2 separate regions of the Homo sapiens genome follow, and region 2 is linked to region 1. The links are chromatin contacts, found by Hi-C or POLR2A ChIA-PET in ENCODE. All regions are on one chromosome and are shown on one strand. Each heading gives the region's core, a stretch centred on a gene start or an enhancer-like site at or near the end of the contact. The rest is flanking DNA. Distances are from core to core; before and after follow the strand shown.

Region 1 (3,429 bases), core at 291-2,790:
AGATAACATTTCAGCAATCCTCTATCTAACAATGGAAAGTAACATGTTTGCAATTGGCAAAACAGAGTGACGTCAGGTTGCCTAAATGTCATTATATACTAATTATTGTATAACTAACCTCTACTTGTTTTTAACCAGTTATTTTAGAAAGCGGCAGATTTCCTTAGTAATTAATTGAATAATTTTTGATTGATAACAATATTTTGATGTCAGATGGAATGCAACAATTTAGACCAGAGTAGGTTAGCATACTAAGTCACCAAGTCTATACATATATATAAATCATATTTTATCATTTGCTCATTTATGTTCCTACTCCAAGCCATTTGTTATTATTTGCATATGTAGACCAAAGAAAACAGTATGTGTGCTTAAATACACATATATAAACTCCGAACAATTATATATAAAGTGCTTAGATTTCTGGCCTATAGTAAACCCTCAACAAATGTTGGCTGTAGTTTTTTGTAATTTTCATTAATTATTCTCTTTACAGTGCTTTGTCTCACAAGTACTTGGATCTCATCCTCGCTCGCACACATTTCCCTGTTTTGTTTGTTTTTGGTTTATTTTTTGAGACAGGGTCTGCTTCTGTTGCCCAGGCTGGAGTGCAGTGGTGGGATCACAACTCATTGCAGCATACAACTCCTGGGCTCAAGCGATCCAATCTCCCATCTCAGCCCTCCCAGTAGCTTGGACTATAGGCATGCACCACCACGCCCGGCTAATTAAAAAAAAAAATTTAGTAGAGACAAGGCCTCCCTATGTTGCCCAGGCTGGTTTCAAACTGCTGGACTCAAGTGATCCTCCGCCTCGGCCTCCCACAGTGCTGGGAGTACAGGCCTGAGCATACATTTCGCCAAATCTTATTCCTACTCAACTGGCCACAGATAGTTGCTGGACACACATGACTTTCCTACACTGTTTAGTTTTTGAAAACCTCCAAATAGCAAAACACCAAGTAAAGCGTACTGCCTCGCCCCGTTTTTTTCCTGTCCTAGATCATGTACCCTGTTCCCAAACAGAGATGAATTAGCTTCATATCTAACCACAAATTCTCCATGAGCACAGAGATCTTCGTATATCTATAATAATTGTACTCAGGAAACTCAAGGTATGAGGAGAGAGATTCCCTTCCTTCGGGGCTTGTAGGAGACTTCCCACGGAATCTTCTTTGGGAATGTCTCCCTTTTAAGCCCTGAAAGACCAGATAAATCTCAGGTGAACCTAGAGAAACAGGGAGCTTCGTATACTCAAAAGTCTATACATTACGTATTATTGAACGGCGACCTGCGGCCGCCCCTGCTGCTGCGCATGCTCCATAACTGCCGCTTGCTATAGCTGGGAGTACTGTATTATCTCTTTGCTCTTCGCCGGCTCTTCCCCAGACTTCTGTTCGAACTTCCCGGCCGCGGCAGAACCCACCAATCACAAACGCCCTTCCTCAAGCCACGCCCACCGTCTTCTCCGGGATCCCAAGACCGATTTCGCCCACACCCCTCCCTTCCTTTCCTTACGCACGCTGCGCGCGGACGTCGGCCTCTGACGTCGTCGCCTCAGCGCCGGCTCCCGGCCGGGCCGCGGCCGCCGACCGTTGAGCCGCCGGCTGAGCCGCCTGCTGAAGTCCCTCCCTCAGGAACCCCTCCGCCACCCTCCACCTCCGAACCGCTCTCGCGGCGGCGACCCATGTGGGGGTTCAGGCTCCTGCGGTCGCCGCCGTTGCTGCTCCTGCTGCCGCAGCTCGGAATCGGAAACGCCTCGTCCTGCTCTCAGGCCAGAACCATGAACCCGGGCGGCAGCGGCGGCGCGCGATGCTCCCTCTCGGCCGAGGTGCGCCGCCGTCAGTGCCTGCAGCTTTCCACCGTGCCTGGAGCCGATCCGCAGCGCAGCAACGAATTGCTCCTGTTGGCGGCGGCCGGGGAGGGACTGGAGCGGCAGGACCTCCCCGGGGACCCAGCGAAGGAGGAGCCGCAGCCGCCGCCCCAGCATCACGTCCTCTATTTCCCTGGGGATGTGCAGGTAACTCGGGGCCTGCCTGGGTATCTGTTCCTTCCTCTCGTGTATACGTACGCGGTCACTGATTCTTCCCTCGTGGCTGCTGCCTGGTTCCTTTCCTTGCCTGAACACACCCACACATTCACTGAGGGTGGCTCTTCCTCTACTCCACGAAATCCAAAACCGTGCCTTCCACGCCCTTGGCGCCCTTTGTCCATAGAACCCCATGGGGAAGGTGTCCGACGAGGGCTACGATCTCGAAAGAGCCAGCTGTCGGTCCAGGTTTCCAAGAGGCGGAATTTGAGACAGGGAGTGACACGCATCTTGTATATTTATTCTATAATTTGGTTTCTCAGAGGACCGTGTGTGTGTGTTGGGCAGGGGACAGAGCGATGGCTTTCAAATTAAGTTAGCACGTAGTGTTTAGAAAACGGTGGCAGTAATTAAAAACCAAACAAACATTACAAAGGTATGACATCCAGTAACCCTAAAAAAGAGTGGGGATGGGTGGAAGAAAAGGGACAATAATTATTAAGCATGTCAATGTTTTGATGCTCACCTCTTTTGTACTTTTGCTTTTGCATGTTATGTTTATTATTTTATAGCTGCAGGTAAATATCCGTGGTTATGTTGCCCTGAAAACTGGGTCTTAATCTAACGTTGCATTATCTAATATGGTAGCCATTAGCCATATATGGCTATCTGAATTAATTAAAATTAAATAAAACTAAAAATCCAGTTATTCATATTAGCTGCATTTCAAGTGCTCAGTAGCTACAGATGGCTTGCGTGTGCTGTATTGGACAGCACAGATATATAGCATTATCATAGAAAATAATCCATCATCATAGAAAGTTCTAGACAGGTAAAGCTAGACTATAGCTAGGTATGTTTCTCTTTTTTGTTTTTTTGAGACGGAGTCTTGCTTAGTTGCCCAGGCTGGAGTGCAGTGGCGCAGTCTCGACTCACTGCAACCTCCGCCTCCCGGGCTCAAGTGATTCTCGTGCCTCAGCCTCCCGAGTAGCTGGGATTACAGGCATGCGCTACCACACTGAGCTAATTTTTGTATTTTTAGTAGAGATGGGGTTCCACCATGTTGGACAGGCTGGTCTCGAACTTCTGACTTCAAGTGATCTGCCCACCTTGGCCTCTGAAAGTGCTGGGATTATAGGTGTGAGCCACCGCGCCCGGCCTACATGTGTTTCTTATACTATGAAACTACATTAGTTTATTTTCAAAATTGGTGCCTTAAAATGACATACTTAGAAACTGTGCTCTGAGTCAGATAATGATTAAGATATAGATATAGATATATAGATATAGATATAGATATTCTCTTTTTTTTTCCAGTTTTTATTAGCAGTCAACTAAACCAGTTATTTTGAGGGCAAAAGAAAATAATATATATTATTTTATATATATATTATATATAAA
Region 2 (3,429 bases), core at 272-2,771, 6.9 Mb after region 1:
GCGTAGGAGTTCAAGACCAGCGTGGGCAACATGACAAAACCCCATCTCTACAAAAATACAAAAATTAGCTGGGCATGCTGGTGTATGCCTGTAGTCCCAGCTACTTGGGAGGCTGAGGTGGGAGGATCGCTTGAGCCCAGGAGGTCAAAGCTGCTGTGAGCCACGATTGCACCACTGCAATCCAGCCTGGGTGACAAAGTGAGAGCCTGTCTCAAAAAAAAAAAAAAATCTCCTGTGGATGGTAGATGTCAATTGTGTTCAATGCATCAAAGAGATCAAATAAGTCAAAGACTAAACAGCTTCTATAAAAGTCAGTGGTGACTTTGGTGACAGCAGTTTCTGTCAGGAAGCAGAAGTAGAAGCCTTCTTCCAAGACTGATTGGAAGGCAGAACTGGAGATGGAAGAGCAGTCTACTCTTTTAAGAAACTTTACGAGGAGAGGAGGTAGGTACCATGGATTGTTGTAATAAAAGCCTTCTCAGTTGAGTCCTTGCTGTCAACCAGCACTTTCAATCATTCTCTCCGTTGCTGCCAAGACAGGCTTCCTAAAATGCAAACTCATTAAGACTACTCTCCTGCTTAAAATTTTTCTATAATTCCTCATTGCTTTCAGGATACAGTTCAAACACCTTTGCTTGACCTACATGAAATGCAAGGACCTGGCTCCTGCTCCTGTTGTAGCCCCAGGTCCTGTCACGCCCCACATATCCAGATCTTCTGTTAGGCCAGGAAGCTTCCTGCCTCTCTGCTTTTATTTGGAATAGCCTCCTCAGCTCACACCTTCACAACTCAGCTCCTGTAATACCTTCCCCAGCCAGTTCCTTGTGTCCACCTCTCCCTCATCCCCCAAACCCAGATTAGGAGTCTACGCTCCCAGAGGCCTGTGCAGGTCTCCTTCATCGCGTTAATCACACCGTATCAAAAGTACATGTTCTGTGCCCCATGAGACTGAAAGCTCCTCTAAGGCAGGGATATGTTTCCCTCCATTGCATCCCCAGTGTCCCACAATGCTTGGCGCACCGTCACGGTCCAGTAAAAAACTTTGAATAAATCTATAGCAAAGCATGGAGCGGTCCGTATAGAGGCTGCCAAGCCGAGCGGCCATGGGAGGTGAGCTGTTGTCGGCGTTTTGAGCAATCTGCGGGCGGACGCGGGGATCACTCACCCGCGATGACGAATTTGGCCATGGTCGAGAGAGACTCAGAGGCAGGGACCGCGGCTTCGCGGTTTCCTGGCAACCACGCAGCCAAGGGCAAGGCGCAGGCGCACTACAAAGTCTGGCGCCCAGCAGAGGTTAGGTGTTTAAAGTTAGGACCTGAATGGGTTACGTTGCGATACACGATCAAACATCGCCCTTATAAGCTCTGTGGTATCCCCGAGCCCCACTCCTGTATGCAGGGAAATTAGTCATTCTCCTTGGTAAACTTTCTTCAAGTAAGTCCTTCAGCTACAGCCGCGAACATATGCTTTTTGACCTTTGAGGGAATCCGTAAGATCTCGTGAGAAGCGCAGCTTCTCGGGGAAGCTGTCATGGCTGCTCCTGTACGTAGTCACGGTCTTGTGCTCTAAGGTGAGTGGAGGACGAGCTTGGGCTTAGCGGCAGCCCGTATCACATCCTAGACTTTTTACTTCGAGGAGAAGAGTCTCACGAGTTGTCCTGGAAGTAAGTTTAAAGGAGGTGGGTTAATGCTGGGCGGCCCAGCTGCGGAAGGACAGGCTCTTGAAGTTGGTTCTGGGGTCTGGTGAGGCTGGCTGGTTGTATAAGATCTTCCTCTTAAGCGCAGGCCACGTGCAGACATCGCTTTCGTTTTCTGCTTCTTCCACTGAGCCGTTCTACCTGCCCAGGTCCCTATTCTTGATGGTCTGGGTTCGGCCGTTGCTAAATCGTCATGTTGAAAATGATCTATCAGCCGGGCGCGGTGACTCACGCCTTGGGAGGCCGAGGCGGGTGGATTACCTGAGGTCAGGAGTTCAGGACCAGCCTGGCCAACATGGTGAAACTCCGTCTTTACAAAAAATACAAAAATTAGCCGGGCGTGGTGGCATACGCCTGTAATCCCAGCTACTTGGGAGGCTGAGACAGGAGAATTGCTTGAACCTGGGAGGTGGAGGTTGCAGTGAGCCAAGATCGCGCCACTGCACTCTAGCCTGGGGGACATAGCAAGACTTTGTCTCAAAAAAAAAAAAAAAAAAAAAAAAAACAGAGAAGAGAAAAGAAAATGATCTATCAATGCTAATCCCCTAATTTTCACCGAGGACATTTCCATAACAATGCCAACAAAAGTCTCTCCTACAGAGAAAGCTTTATGGAACGCTTTTGCACCAGAAAAATCTCATTAATACAATGACTACTTCCAAAGTGACCTGGCTTCTTTGAAACTGGACACATTGTGGTAGATTGGAGGGAGCCCACATTGGTAAAAAAAACTTTTACTGTTTTATGTAAATGTTTAATGGCTCCATAGGTTCCCCATTTTCTCTTCTGTTAAATGCATTTCATTTCTTTAAGTAAAAGTTTTGTTTTAATTTTTATTCTTTTCATTACTTCTTCCCCTACAGGAAAACGACAGCACGTGTTCTTTTTCACTAGTAGAAGTGACGTTGGTTTCATGTTGACAACTTTGAAGCCATTTGGAAGTGTTTCAGTGGAGAGCAAAATGAATAACAAAGCGGGCTCCTTTTTCTGGAACCTTAGACAATTCAGTACATTAGTTTCAACAAGCAGAACTATGAGGCTATGTTGTTTGGGACTTTGCAAACCAAAAATAGTTCATTCAAACTGGAACATTTTAAATAACTTTCATAACAGAATGCAATCAACTGATATCATTAGATATCTCTTTCAGGATGCATTCATTTTTAAATCAGATGTTGGCTTTCAAACAAAGGGCATAAGCACTCTAACAGCCCTTAGAATTGAAAGACTACTTTATGCTAAAAGACTGTTTTTTGACTCAAAGCAGTCTCTTGTCCCTGTTGATAAATCTGATGATGAATTGAAGAAAGTAAACCTTAATCATGAAGTCTCCAATGAAGATGTTCTTACCAAGGAAACAAAACCAAACCGTATCAGCAGTAGAAAACTGTCTGAGGAATGTAATTCCCTGAGTGATGTGTTAGATGCATTTTCAAAAGCGCCCACATTTCCTAGTAGCAACTATTTCACAGCAATGTGGACAATTGCCAAAAGACTGTCTGATGACCAGAAGCGCTTTGAAAAACGACTGATGTTTAGCCACCCTGCATTTAATCAGCTCTGTGAACATATGATGAGAGAAGCCAAGATCATGCAGTATAAGTACCTACTGTTCAGTCTTCACGCCATAGTGAAGCTTGGAATCCCTCAGAACACTATTTTGGTGCAGACTTTGCTGAGGGTGACCCAGGTAAAATAAAAAGGAGATTTAAACATGCATTTACTTGATTTAG

Evidence for each region. Hi-C counts contacts between places; a loop is a spot of excess contacts on that map. ChIA-PET counts read pairs that join two places held with the same protein, here RNA polymerase II (POLR2A). Pooled maps may share reads with other maps.
Region 2: a loop to region 1 is called in a map of naive thymus-derived CD4-positive, alpha-beta T cell, with 17 times the contacts of the local background. The contact joins the promoter of FASTKD2 here to the promoter of C2orf69 in region 1. A Hi-C loop is called at or near these places in 1 of 168 maps with a recorded cell type or tissue (naive thymus-derived CD4-positive, alpha-beta T cell) and 7 of 50 pooled maps. POLR2A ChIA-PET finds 5 or more read pairs at or near these places in 1 of 52 experiments (GM12878).

What each region holds. Positions count from the first base shown.
Region 1 is chr2:199,909,753-199,913,181 of GRCh38, forward strand. C2orf69 (chromosome 2 open reading frame 69) reads left to right here and starts at 1,541. Exons shown (of 2, transcript NM_153689.6): 1 at 1,541-2,019. The coding sequence starts at 1,687. It overlaps LOC101927687 (a long non-coding RNA gene), which reads right to left and starts at 1,394. Exons shown (of 4, transcript XR_923766.4): 1 at 1,273-1,394. RefSeq lists an enhancer at 1,673-1,862.
Region 2 is chr2:206,764,085-206,767,513 of GRCh38, forward strand. It overlaps FASTKD2 (FAST kinase domains 2), which reads left to right and starts at 1,522. Exons shown (of 12, transcript NM_001136193.2): 1 at 1,522-1,663; 2 at 2,560-3,386. The coding sequence starts at 2,610. It overlaps MDH1B (malate dehydrogenase 1B), which reads right to left and starts at 1,244. Exons shown (of 12, transcript NM_001039845.3): 1 at 1,166-1,244. The coding sequence starts at 1,187. RefSeq lists enhancers at 1,023-1,162, 1,413-1,792.